Regions from separate parts of the Mus musculus genome. Here all the other regions are linked to region 1. A link is a loop called in an ENCODE intact Hi-C map of the cell type or tissue named here. Cell type or tissue: heart. All regions are shown on one strand. Links, peaks and the distances in the headings refer to the core of each region. The heading gives the core; the rest is flanking DNA.

The links. Peaks named below come from ENCODE experiments on the same cell type or tissue, not always from the same donor. Only the 100,000 strongest peaks of a DNase experiment are listed, where the experiment ranks them.
Region 2: a loop joins it to region 1, with 2.1 times the contacts of the local background. A loop is called at or near these places in 2 of 42 quality-filtered maps.
Region 3: it touches region 1 in a loop (2.1-fold over the local background); 4 of 42 quality-filtered maps call a loop at or near these places.

The regions. Positions count from the first base shown.
Region 1 is chr7:27,155,570-27,163,793 of GRCm38, reverse strand. It overlaps Cyp2t4 (cytochrome P450, family 2, subfamily t, polypeptide 4), which reads right to left. Exons shown (of 10, transcript NM_001100184.1): 3 at 7,999-8,161; 4 at 7,488-7,637; 5 at 7,118-7,278; 6 at 6,400-6,576; 7 at 6,182-6,323; 8 at 5,893-6,080; 9 at 5,501-5,642; 10 at 5,230-5,411. The coding sequence ends at 5,230. It overlaps Egln2 (egl-9 family hypoxia-inducible factor 2), which reads left to right. Exons shown (of 6, transcript NM_053208.4): 3 at 3,387-3,506; 4 at 3,871-4,007; 5 at 4,203-4,270; 6 at 4,583-5,136. The coding sequence ends at 4,638. Among named protein-coding and RNA genes, the nearest start is that of Cyp2t4, 6.0 kb to the right of the region's middle. In heart, for the core only: a CTCF peak has its summit at 3,803 (motif pointing left); DNase peaks (open chromatin) are centred at 3,713 and 4,303.
Region 2 is chr7:27,328,564-27,331,063 of GRCm38, reverse strand. It overlaps Ltbp4 (latent transforming growth factor beta binding protein 4), which reads left to right. Exons shown (of 30, transcript NM_001113549.1): 2 at 746-937; 3 at 1,246-1,493; 4 at 1,583-1,685; 5 at 2,022-2,096; 6 at 2,202-2,324. It overlaps Gm30543 (a long non-coding RNA gene), which reads right to left and starts at 1,254. Exons shown (of 2, transcript XR_391221.3): 1 at 1,175-1,254. In heart, for the core only: a CTCF peak has its summit at 1,538; DNase peaks (open chromatin) are centred at 833, 1,613 and 2,253; H3K4me3 peaks cover 1,900 bases; H3K27ac peaks cover 133 bases; H3K27me3 peaks cover 2,500 bases.
Region 3 is chr7:27,486,104-27,488,603 of GRCm38, reverse strand. Sertad1 (SERTA domain containing 1) reads right to left here and starts at 1,651. Exons shown (of 2, transcript NM_018820.4): 1 at 1,526-1,651. Gm38972 (a long non-coding RNA gene) reads left to right here and starts at 1,644. Exons shown (of 5, transcript XR_881906.2): 1 at 1,644-1,879. In heart, for the core only: a CTCF peak has its summit at 1,132 (motif pointing left); DNase peaks (open chromatin) are centred at 473 and 1,673; H3K4me3 peaks cover 2,373 bases; H3K27ac peaks cover 2,339 bases.

The DNA of each region.
Region 1 (8,224 bases), core at 2,773-5,272:
GTGGTCTTACGGACTGCGCTCTGCCCTAATGGTGCCCTCCCATATCTCCACGGCCCTATCTTGGGTTCTGCCTCAGTACAGCTTTCTTTTCCGACTGGAACTGGCTTGGGCACCATGGCCCCTGCCTCCCATCCCCCAGGCCCAGGTCTGTTTCCTCCCCACCCCAGCTGGAACCTGCCCTACTTCCATCTCCCTCCTGTTACTTGATAGCTGAAGAGCCTCCCTGGGTTTGGCTTCTGTGCAGGCAAGATCGGTGTTGCTTCCCCAGCTCAGCAGCTTTGCAGGAGGGAAGTCAGTGGGGACACCAGGAGAGCTGAGCACCCAGGGACTGGGACATAGCTTTGTAGCCTCAGAGGATGAGAAAGCTGGTTCAAGTGCCTGGCTACTCAAGCAATTTGGGAAAGCAATTTAAAGGGATAGGTGGGGCCTCCTCCCACCTGTGTTAGTGACAGGACCTGAGCTAGGACTGTGGAGGGCTAAGAGTCAGGTTCTTTTAAGTGGCTCTTATCCCTCGGGAGGAAAGAACAGGTCAGATTGGTCAGAGGGACAGAGGGAGCTATAGCCCAAGCACTCTACATGGCAACTCCATGCTCTCCCACTTACAAAGGAAGGGCCACATGTAGCCTCCCTTACTGTGTTCGAGAGTTGTGACTGGGGGGTATTGAAGTGATCTGAGGCAGTGGCAGTGAGGAGACCGGCCAGAAGTGTGGCCTTGACCAGTAGTAACCTAGCCTAGGTCATTCCTGAGCAGAGCTCTTCCTCTGCCTTTCCCTTCCCTTCTTTCCCTGTCTCTTCTCTGTGGACTTGTAGCTGGAGGAATTGACTGGCATCAGGGTGAGCAGAGGGATCCCCAGGGAGGGTCCAGCTAGTGTAGTTTGCCCCTTTAATTGTAGCTTGGAGGCAGGGCCTGCTGTCTGACTGAGTCACTGGCTTCTGATAATGCTGTGTGTGGCATGGTATGGTCCTTGGTACATTATTCCAATAGCGGTGATTCCGGCATCCTGGAGAGTAAGTTTCTTTGTCACTCTACTGCTGTCCCTGTGGTTGAAACTTTTCCTTGGGGGGGGGGGCGGGGTGTCGCTGTTGAGAGCAGCACTTTGATACTGCAGGTAGAACCCTGGGTACTCTGGCTTGGCCCAGAGCTTCTTGGACAGCCACCTAGATGCTGCGTCCTGAGCAGTAGTGAGGTGAGACAAGTCCACCAGAGACCACCACATAGACACTCTTAAAGCCCAAAAGGTTTCATTGCTGCCTGTCAGCTGCGTGCAGAGCTTGCCTAGATCATGCAACCCTGAGCCTTACAGCTGTGTGTCTTTTATGCACAAACAGCATGTTCTGGTTGGCACATTTCAGTTTAGAAAGAAGCAGAACTACAGAAGCCAAGACAGAAGAGCAAGGTTGGTGCATTTAGGATTTTCTTGGAACCATGGGCTACATCTTTGTTCTGTTCTGACAGGTATTGGGTCTCTTATATGCTAGGTTTTGAGGTCAGGACAGTTCCCCTAACATGATGCTAGTTGTGCTAAGGTCTAGGGACCTGTTAAAATAACACAGACAGGATTGCAGGCTTTGAGGTGGGGAGAAGGTAGGTGTGTTGAGGCTTGGAGCAGAGGGAGAGTCAGAACTTGCAGGCCGGTGGTCTTGGCCCTATGGTGGGGATTGTACTTTTCCGGGTGTGTAGTGCTGTGCGGGGATTGATTAAAGGTAGTACAGCACTGTCTGCTGTCCCCATCAGTTCGAAGAACCTGCTTGAGCCCTGATTGGATTTCCAGCTCAGGAGGCCTTGCCCATCTCTAATCAGTGACTCATTGCTTCCAAGCCACCAGGCCATAGCCACATGCTTTCCTCCCAGTGAGTGGTTGCCTAGAGGGCCATCCCATCTGCAGAAGTCATGCAGGGAAGACTTGCCCTCCTGAGCTCAGAGGCCAGGTTTTCTCCCTGGGGACCTTGTCACTTACTGTACCCTGGTAGTGAAGCTCATTACTGCTGTGTGGCCTTACTAAGGCTCTTTCCCAAAGTAGGGTGTGTGCTGGGTCGGGTGTATAGATGGGATGCAGGGAGGGCTTCAGTGTGCCAGCGGGGTGAACCCTGGGGTCAGTGGGTAGAGGAGAGTCTTGAGAGGAGGATGTAGGGCTGAAGTAACCTTCATGGAGTGCTGGGTAAGCCTCCTATTTCAGCAACACACATTGATGGGTCTGATTAGGAGTGGTTTTCTATGGTTGTCTTGTTGGGCTAGGTTGGACCCAAAAGTGTAGCTGAGCATTGTCAGGGAACCCCAGCTTGCAGAGTAGTACCTGAGTGGCAGGATCAAGAGAGATGGTTGCTGACTGGGCAAAAGCCAAAGGGTTCTCATGCTAACTACTTCACTTTGCTTACTGTGAACTCTCCCAATGGAGTTGCACTGGGGCGACTCTGACTTTGTAACGTTTCAGCTTGTGCTTCAGTTCTCTGTCCTGGAGCAGCAGGCGCTGTATCTTTGCAGATGCACACAATTTAGTTCAGTTCTCAGCATCCTGTCAAGTGGCGTTACCTCGAGTGGGGAACTTAATTTCCTTCCCCAGTGCCACAGCTCATTTGGCTACAGAGACTTGGCCCTGCATATTGGGTCTGCAGAGGTGGCTGGGCCTTGTCTGTTAGCTTCCTGGTAACAAATACCCTCAGGCCCTGGCTGTCTGGTTGAGAGACAGGGAAAATCTGGAACCCTAAGGCAGCCCTGTGCCACAGACATGAGACCTGGTGGAGGCCTGCCTCTGAGATGTTGTTAATGGGCGGTGCTTATCAACTCCATTTTACAGAGGGGTAGGTGAGGCCTATTGGAGGACTGGGGATGGCAGCAGTGTGCAGCATGCTTGGAGCTGGAGTTCTAGGTCAGGTTCCTGTCCTATATTCACGGGACAGATCCTGTAGCTGGAGACTGTAGTCAAGTGTGGTCAAGTCAGCATGACTTCACAGTGGAGTCACCTGAGAGAACCTTGAAAAAAAAAATCTAGGCTGTACCTTCTTCGAACCCTAACAGAACTAACTCGAAGAGGCTCCAGACTCAAGGAGCCTCCATATCTCAAAACTTAGGAGATTCTGTGCTCTCACTGAGTACTTGAAGCCAGCCTTAAAGCTTGCATGCTTAGTGCTGGATCACAGGTGTGTACCACACACCACTACACATGGCTAAGGTTAGGATCTCTCTAACAAGCACAAACCATCATTTACACATTGAGTCCCTCTGGTTCTAGAGTGGGGATGGAGGTGGGAGTGTGGCTTGTTGAAGCAAAAGAGCTTAGATTTCTGTGAACTTGAGGATGGAATCTGGCTGAAGGAGGACAAAGGTCTCTTGGGTTGGAACTCCCTCTGCCTGGTCTCAGTAAACCACCTTTCTCCATTTCTACCAGGCCATGGTGGCGTGTTATCCAGGCAATGGGCTCGGGTACGTGAGGCATGTTGACAATCCCCACGGCGATGGGCGCTGCATCACCTGTATCTATTACCTGAATCAGAACTGGGATGTTAAGGTAGGGTTTGGGGTTGGGATGGTATGCTTATGTTCCAGCTGGGATCCTGCCCTCCACTCCTCAGCTCACAGGGCAGTGACATCTGCTGGCTCCTCTTTAGCTGACTGTGGGCCCTCCCTCTTTTCCGGGAATGGTGCCGTCTGCTTAGCCCCACCCAGACTTGTACATTCTCCCCCTTTTCCTGTCTTTAGTAGCTTCCTGCCCATCTCCATGGCAATGTAGACTCTGGGCTGTCATTCATTTTAAGGGCCTGAGTGTTGGGAGGGAGTGATGTGTGCTGGCGCTGCGCCCCCTGGTGGGCACATGGGTGCGGTGTAAGACAGGCTACAGGCTTCACCAGTAGACTCATCTGGCCTGCCCCCAGGTGCATGGCGGCCTGCTGCAGATCTTCCCCGAGGGTCGGCCAGTGGTAGCCAACATCGAGCCACTCTTTGACCGGTTGCTCATTTTCTGGTCTGACCGACGGAACCCACATGAGGTGAAGCCAGCCTATGCCACCAGGTATGACCTGTACTTTAGGGATTGTCCAGCTGCTTCCCCTGTGCCAAACATTTCTTAGCTTGTCCCCAGTCCCCAGAGTTGACAGGGGAGTGATGAGATGCTGAGAGGGCCTAAGTGGGACCTGCAAGGGTGGAGGTGTCAGCTGAGGTGGCTCTAGAATGGCAGAAAAGTCATTCTGACTGCCCAATTTTTCAGGTACGCCATCACTGTCTGGTATTTTGATGCCAAGGAACGGGCAGCAGCCAGAGACAAGTATCAGCTAGGTACGTGCTTTCTTCCTTTGTCCTTCCTAGTCCCTGTGTGCTGCCAGGTCCTTAGCCTTTCTTACCCCCTTGGGTGCTGAGAGTGGTTCCCAGGGCCTTTGCCACACTAGGCCAGCACTGCCGCCAGCCCGCTCCCACAGGTCTTTCTCACCAGTCCCTTTGCCCAGTTCTTGCCTACTTTCCTGGTATCCCCTACCTGAGACCCATTTTTTTTTTTTTTCTGTTAATGTTCTCCCCATCTTCGCAGGTTTCTTTTGGCTTCTTTGTCCCTTCCTAGTGATTCACAATTTCTTGTCTTCCTCTCATCCTCAGCATCGGGACAGAAAGGTGTTCAAGTACCAGTATCACAGCCAACTACACCTACCTAATGGCCAGCCCCAGAGCTGCGTGGACCAGCAGCAGCTCCTGCCTCAGTGCCCGCTCCTTTCCTGCCACTGCTGCTGCTTCTGGCTTGCCTCTGTACTGTGTGGTGTGGAGGGCACTAAGTATCACTGAGGAGCAACAAGGAGAGACCTCTGCTGCCCCGTGAGCGAGCGGTGCTGGGTTTTGACCTGGGCAGTGGCCAGTGTGGCTGGCGGTCATGACTGGTGGCTGTGTCTGGTCCGTTGAGTGTAGAGCTGAGAAGAGGCAGGATTTGGGGTTGAGGTGAGTCATGGCCTCTTGCTGGAAAGGTGTGTTGGGGTGTGGGTGTCATCTCACCCTCGTCCCCACTCCTCCGGCCTGGAATGTGAAGTGACTCCCCAGCCCCTTTGGCTGTGGCAGTGTATGGACTGGGCTGCCACTGTCTGGGCAGAGTAGGGTGCCATGACGAGCATGGGTATGGAGGTTCTGCCAGCCAAGAAATAAAAGTTTACCTCAGAGCTGCACACACTTGTATTCCTCTCTGTAAAGAGATTTACACATACAGTTAGGGCAGGTAAGGATATCAGGGCCACTGAGATCACCAGTGAAGCCCAAGCTCAGCGGGCCACCAAGCGGAGCTGGAAGGCTGGGGGCACATTACCCAGACCAGTACACTGTGGGTTAAGGTTGATGTTGGCAGGACTTCCCACAGGGAGCAGGGAGAACTTCTGCAGGATAGCCGTCAGGAAGAGGAAGATCTCGGAACGGGCTAGGCCAGCACCCAGGCACATCCGCTTTCCTGTGGGTGTGGGTGCAGGTGTGGGATGAGCAAGCCCCTGCCAGTCCCCCAGTGCTAGCCACTCAGGTCCCCTCCCTCCTACCCCAGACCTAAGGCAAAGGGCATGAAGGCATCGTTGTTCTGGAACTCGCCATGGTCATCCAGGAAATTGGTGGGATTGAAATGGTCAGGGTCCTTGAATTGGGTGGGATCCCGGTGTGCAGACACAAGTAGGGGAATCACGAATGTGCCCTGTGGGTAAAACAGTGTGACCCACAGACTTGAGTGTGAGCCCCTCACCCAGACTCTTTCTGTTGTTGGCACCTAACACAGGGCCCTGCGGTGCTGGGCAAGTGATCTCACATAGCTACACCCCAGCCCCTAAGGTGGTTGGCAGAGCCTGGGAGGGAGCCCCAGGTACTGGTTGTGTTAGCCCTCACCGAACCTAGTCTCTGAATTGTCCCCTTCTCCCCAGTGCAGAATTCCCAGGCTCCATGTGCACCTTGTGCAGGAAGTGGTTCTTGAGGTTTACGTCTCGGGTGAGGGCCCGGGGCAGCCCCAGTGGTAGCACACTGATGAAACGCTGGATCTCATGTAGCACCGCATTGGTGTAAGGCAAGCGGGCACGGTCCTCTATTCTAGGGGCCCAGGTCCGACCTACAGTGGCGTCCAGCTCCTCTTGCACCTTGGCTGCGGTCATTGGAGGCTTTGAGTTGTGCTTTACTGAGATCCCACCCCAGCCACCCTCTCTTCACTTAGGGGGAGGGGAGGGATGGACCCAGTTCTCAAACCTGCCACCTCAGGGTACTTGAGCATAATGAGGAGCCCATAACGTAGAGTAGTGCTTGTGGTTTCAGTGCCACCAAAGAAAAGATCGTGAGTAGTCATCACCAGTGTCTCATCCTGGAAATGGCTTTCCAGGTCCTGCTGTTCCTGGGAATGGACAGAGGTGCTCTAATGCCTGCTGCTTGGCAGGGTGGGTATGGTTAAGGGTAGCAGGGACTGGTACCTTATCCATTTGGTCGAGGAAACAATCAATGAAGTCACGGGGTTCCCCAGTCTGTCGTGACTGCCAGTGCCACTGAATTTGCTCAGAGATGAAGAGTCGGAGCTCTTGGAAGTTTTTAAATATTCGGTTGTGGGGCCCAGGGATCCAGTCCATGAAGGATGGGAACATATTATATATCTGGAGAGACAGGGTTCTCTCCTTTCCTCTGCTCCACACCTCTCCTCCCCTCCCCTCTCCTTTTCCTTCCTTCCTTCCTTCCTTCCTTCCTTCCTTCCTTCCTTCCTTCCTTCCTTCCTTCCTTCCTTCCTTCCTTCCTTCCTTCCTTCCTCCCTCCCTCCCTCCCTCCCTCCCTCCCTCCTCTCTCTCTCTCTCTCTCTCTCTCTCTCTCTCTCTCTCTCTCTCTCTCTCTCTCTCTCTTATTCCCACTATCCTTGGCTAACCTGGAACTTTATATGTAGACCAGGCTGGCCTCAAATTAGATTCTCCTGCCTCTGCCTTCCCAGTACTGGGATCAAAGGCATGTGCCATCATACCCTGCTGAAATGGTCTTAATAGGGCCCTGGACAAGGCCATGGTTTCTTTGTGGAAAAATTAAATCAGGACTTTGTGTGTTGTAGAACTTTGTCATTAAATCTGTAGCCACTGTAGGTAGGGCTATGCCCCTGGAATTTGGCACAAGGCTGCATGTAAAATGAGAAATTGGAGCCCATCCTCTCACCTCAGCCCATCGGGAACTCATGATACAGAAATTGTCACTGAAGAGGTTTAGGAGCCTCCGGAACTCTGGGTCCCCATAGTCATAGCGCTTTCCGAAAACCACAGTACAAATGACATTGGATACAGCACTATCCAGTAGCTGCTGGGGGTCAAATGGAGCTCCTGGGGGGTGAGAGCAGCTCTGAGTAATCAAGCTGTGGTCCCCTAAAAGTGACATTTAGTAAGATCTGCAGAGGAGACCCTCGTCCTCAAGCCTCTAGCACCCTCACACAGAAGCTGTGTCCCTCCTCCACATAGCTCCATCCATCCCCCCCTTCCCCCCCACCCCCGACCCCAAACCAGGTGGTTATGCTTTCCCTGCCAGACCACACCCATGGTAGCTTGAAATTCATCCAGCACACATGCTGCCTCCTCCAGGATGCGATCCTCAATGGTACTCCTACCCACGCCAAGCTCCCTCAGCACTCCAAGTGCAAAGTTGCGAAGCGAGTGCCAACGCGGCCCGTTAGAAAACACTATGCCTACAGTGGGAACCAAAAAAAAAAAAAAAAAGAGTTGGCCACGCTGGGCCTAGTCGCTCGCTTCCTTGCCGCTCTAAGGATGACTTCTTACTGCTTTGCACTTCCCAGACCATATGCCAAGCACCTCAGCTGAAACCACGCAGCCTGACATCTTTGAGGGTAGGATCCCTGACCAGCTCTTAGGGCTTAGGAATTTAGGCTGCTATTGGTTACATTGTGAACCTCTACTGGACCCCAGGCCTAATAGCTCGTCCTCATTAGCACCATTCTTTATTAGGCACCTCCCATTTTGCTCGGCTTCACTGGTCCTTAGACCAAGTTGAGGGGTCTAGTACTCACTTCCACCCACCCTGGGCCTCACCGTTTCCGCAGGTGAAGCGATCGAAGACAGCCATGGCCCCGCGGCCGGAGAACGCATCTGCTTGCAGTACTAATGCATCTCGGAGCGCCTCATAGCCGCACAGCACCACTGCAGGGAGCGGGCCCAGCCATACAGTGAACACTGGGCCCCAGTGGCTGGAGAGCTATGGGAAGTGCCATGGAGACCTCAGAGCTCTCATCTTCCTTAGATCCCAAAGTTTCCGTCT
Region 2 (2,500 bases), core at 1-2,500, 170 kb before region 1:
CCCGCCCGATGCTACCGGAGGCCGGGAGGGAAGGCTGAAAAGCTGGCTGTGGGCGGGGCTAAGGCGCCTAGCTCGCCCAAGAGTGGGAGGGGCGTGATTCGGAGCAAATCAGAGGGAGGAAAGTGAGTAGGCGGGGCTAAGGCTAAGGTACCTGGGTTAGGCGGAGTTTACAATGTCAGGTAGAAGGCCATGTGGGCGGGACTAGAAAGGGGTGCCTAGCCAATGGGAAAAGCCTGAACTTTTTGGATTCCAGCTGAGACACAAAAGGGAAACTTCGGTTTGTTTTGAGCGAAGGTAATCCAGTGGGCGGGAATATCACTGTTTGGGCGGGGCTGGGACGCCCGAACTTAAACAGAAAATGGGAAGGAGAATGAAATAGAGGGAGGAGGCTGAGTAAACCCACCTAAAAGGCGGGACTATGTGATAGTCGCGCGACTTGACCCACCCGACATAGTCAGCCAGATTTGGGGAAGGTTGTTGTGGTAGCATACTGCTATAATCCCAAAAATTGGGAAGCGGAGTCAGGAGTCAAGAGTTAAAGCATTGGCTATATAGTGAGTTTTCGAGACTAGCCTGGGCTACATTAGTCCCTATCTTAAAACAAAAGCAAACAAACGGGAAAAGTCACCTACGATGGAGAGATGTAAGGATGGTGTACCTTGAGGCCCTCGTTTCAGTGCTGGGTACTGAGTTAGCTGTCTGCCAGGCACAGTACTGATATTTTGTATCCTTGCTTTCTTCTCAGTCCTATGTCCCTTGATCTGTCACAACGGTGGTGTGTGTGTGAAGCCTGATCGCTGCCTTTGCCCCCCGGACTTCGCTGGCAAATTCTGCCAATTGCATTCTTCGGGGGCCCGGCCCCCGGCCCCAGCCATGCCGGGCCTTACCCGCTCCGTTTATACAATGCCACTAGCCAACCACCGCGATGATGAACACGGTGAGGAGAATTTAGCCAAAGGGCCTCTGATCCCGCTTTCCTCAAGAACCTGACCGTTCTCTGACCAAGTTTGTTGCCTTCTCTGCTACCCTCCTAAGATCGGTTTGGTGGCTTCCACCTGTAATCCCACCACTCGGGATGCAGAGGCAGGAGGATCACTGAAAATTGCAGGCCATATTACATTACCACGCCACCCCACCCCCACCTCCCAATATAAAGTACCCATCCTCAGCTCACCTCTCCAATCTACTCCTAGCAAGTCAGAGCTCGTGTAGATATATCCCATTGTCCATCTTGCCTCTGCTCAGGAGTAGCATCGATGGTGAGCGTGCACGTGGAGCACCCTCAGGAGGCATCAGTGGTGGTGCACCAAGTGGAACGTGTGTCGGGCCCCTGGGAGGAGGCGAACCCTGAAGCCCTAGCCAGGGCTGAAGCGGCGGCACGGGCCGAGGCGGCGGCGCCCTACACAGTGCTGGCACAGAGCGCGCCACGCGAGGACGGCTACTCAGACGCCTCCGGCTTCGGTTACTGTTTTAGAGAACTGCGCGGAAGCGAAGTGAGCCGAGGCCGGCGGGTGAGGGTAGGGGGAAATCCCTTAAAAATGCCACCACGCGGGGGCGCGCTCACGCCTCACTTCTTCTACAGTGTGCATCGCCGCTGCCAGGGCTCCGGACGCAGGAAGTCTGCTGCCGAGGAGAGGGCTTGGCCTGGGGTGTTCATGATTGTCACCCGTGCGCGGAACACCTGAGTAAGAAGGCCTGGGTCGTCCCCAAACCTCGCCTCTTCTCCTCCGGGCACAGATAAACCCTAGTCACAAGATCTAGCTATATCTACCTACCTTGTGGGTGGTCATGTCTATCTAGGTTTTTCTATACCATTTATCCCATTTTCTGATTTCGGTCACTTTTCTAACGGCCTTTGTGCCTTTGTCTTATCGTGCATTTCGAGAGCCTCCGATCTTACTTACTGAGCTGCCAGGCTGACTCGGTAGTTCAAACCACACTTCACTCCCATTTCTTCTTCAAAATTGCCTGGTTATCTCTCTGCCAATCTGTCCCCGCTCCCATCCCTCCTTTCTCCACAGGGAACTCCAACCAAGTGAGTGGCCCAAATGGACCTTGTCCACCCGGCTTCGAGAGAGTTAATGGGTCCTGTGTAGGTAAGGCCCGGCAGGGGGCAGGGAACCGAGGGCTAGTCTTTCAAGGTTGGGCTGCCAGGGGTTTAGTAGTCCCAGACTCGCCAAAAACTTCCTCAACTCTTGCAGATGTGGATGAGTGCGCCACCGGTGGGCGTTGCCAACACGGGGAGTGTGCCAACACTCGTGGCGGCTACACGTGTGTATGTCCGGACGGTTTCCTCCTGGACTCTTCCCGCAGCAGCTGCATCTGTGAGCCACCAGGAAAGGGGGCGGGGCTGTGAAGCTGGTTCCTAAATTGCTCATGACCTTAGAAAACATCCCAGAATATTTCTGAATTCTTAATTCCCTTAGATACTCCAAACCCTTCTAGCCCCTCAGACTCCCAGAATCTTGAATTTCTTTAGGATCTCCAAATTCTCTCGACC
Region 3 (2,500 bases), core at 1-2,500, 330 kb before region 1:
ATAAGCACTCTTTGGTTTTGCTCTTTTGAGACAGGGCCCCACACTGTAGTCCGGGCTGACCAGCCATTCCAGGCAATCCTCCTGTCTCAGTCTCCCAAGGGGTTAGGATTACAGGTGTGTTCCATTCCTTGATTACAAATACAGCCATCTTACACAGTTCAATACAGAGTATCTGCTATGCATGGAACTCTATGGTCAAATGTACAGAAAGTGGTAGGAAGATGCCATCCTGGGAGGTAGTCAAGGCAGGTTTTTCTAAGAAAGATAAGTACATTGAAGCTGAGTCCTGCTGTTTGCACTGTAGGCTATGGAGAAGCAGGGCCAGGCTTTCCTGAAAGAGCCAAAGGAAGACAGAGAGAGGTAAACCTGAACTGGGGAGTTTAAAAAAAAAAAAAAAAAGAAGGCCACCACACACTAGGAGCAGGCGCAGAGAGTGTGACACAGTAGGAGTCCCGGTGGGGGTGGGGAGCAAGCAGGAGGAGGCGCGGGCAGGAATAGGAGGCTTGGATTTTCAGAGTGTCAGGACAGAGTCATGGAGGGTAGGGTCTAGGCAGGAAGATGAATGGTGACGTTAGTTGGCAAGGTCTCTAGAGGATCCCCGGTAGCTGCTGCCTGGGGAAAGATCGGTGGCGGGGCAGCATCATGTGTGTGTGTGTGTGTGTGTGTGTGTGTGTGTGTGTGTGTGTGTGTAGGTTTGGAGATAGAAGTGGGCCTGAACTGCCTGCCTTCCGACTGCTGTACTCACTGGGATGCTGGCCGCTTGGGTTTAAAGCCTAAGCTGTTAGTAGTCACTCAAGGAAGTAAGGGTCCCGAACTTATTGAGGAAAGAGAGAGACAAGGGAAACCCTGAAGGGCCGCGGGAGTAAGTCATTGACAGAAGTTTGAAAATCGGTACTTTCTTCCAAGAGGACTAGAGTTTGAAGCCCCTAGCCTAATCTAACGGGGGCATAAAGGCCGCAGGGTCTCAGTCCCGGGGACGCTGCCTAGACCTAGCAAGACACTAAAAATCCAGTCTTTGCCCTTTTCGCTGAAGACCCGGGAGCCGGGAACCGCAGGAATTCAGCCCCCACCCCGACTCCGCCCCCCCGAGTCCCGGCGCCCCCTAGCGGTACTCCAACCTGGGCTCCCCCGGGGACTCCGGCCCCAGTGACCCCGGGATCCTTTAGATTCCCCAGGGTACCGCCTGTCCCTCCCGGGCCACAGCGAGCCGCGACCCCCGCGGGCCGCTCAGTGAGCCCGGCCTTCCCTCGCTTCCGGAAGGCAGCGGAGGCGGCTCCTCCCGGAGCGGCGGCGGCGGGGGCGGGTGAGTCACGCAGCCGGAGCCAGGGAGCCGGCGCCTCCGCCCCCTTCTCGGGCTCCGACGTGATTCACCCAGCCCGGCCCGGGCGGGCGACACATACAGGCCCTGGGCGCTCGATCCCGGTCAGCCCCGGCCACCATCTACCTAGCTGAGGTATCGAACACCCTAAAGAACCCGGCCCCCCGTACCCCCGTCTTTCCCCACCAGGCCCCTTCATTTACATACACAGATCACTCGCGGCCAATCAGAACGAAGAGGGAGCCACACGCAGCCAATCAGGAAGCGGCTGCCGTAGCATCGCTAGCTTGTTCTGCTCCAGCAACCGACACCTGGGACGGTAGGCGCAGTTCTGACTCCGGCGCACGACTCCAGACACTCGACTATCCCTAGTTCCCGCCCACTCGCGTGGCAGCCCCGCCCTGCAGCTCAGGGATCGGCTCTCGTTGGTGGTGGTGGGCGGAGCCTGAGCGGGGCCGTTCCAGAAGGAGGGGGGAGGTTGTCCCTAAAGCGCATGCCCAGGAGGACTGCCTGAGCGAAGGGACAGCTCTGGTAGCGATTTCCCTTGTGGGGCGATGACAGGTAGGGGTTTTGTACTTTAAAAAGTACAGGCCTGTCACTTCATGTGTTATTTTAGAAAACTGTATGACTTCTGGAAGAGGACCTACTTCTTGAGAGTTACAAAATTAACAGTTTTCTCAGTAGGGCTTAGGATACTGGACTCAATACAGTGAGACAACTGGATTCTACTATGATTAAAGACGGGAGTAAGGGGGGGACGGAACGACACCAGAGTCACGTCCTGGGCATCAGTTCCGGAGGAGCTGTGTGACTTTGGGCAGCAGTTTAAGTCCCTGAAAATAATTTCCTGCGGGGCGTGGTTGTTCACACCCATAACCCCAGTATGGGAAAACTAAAGTATGGGGGATTGCTTTGAGTTTGCAGCCGGACTACTTAGTGGATTTGAATCCAGCCTGGACCTCAGAGTGAGATCCTGTCTTAAAACAAAACAAAACAAAACAAAACAAACTAGCAAAAAAAACCGACGAACTTTTTTTTTTTTTTTTTTTTTTTTTTGCGACAGTTTCACTAACTTGCCCAAGTTAGCCTGGGAAACAGAGCAACCAACCCTCCTCAGCCTGTCAGTGACTGGAACCAGAGACTTATGCCACACCTAATATTCTTTTTTTTTTTTTTTTTGGT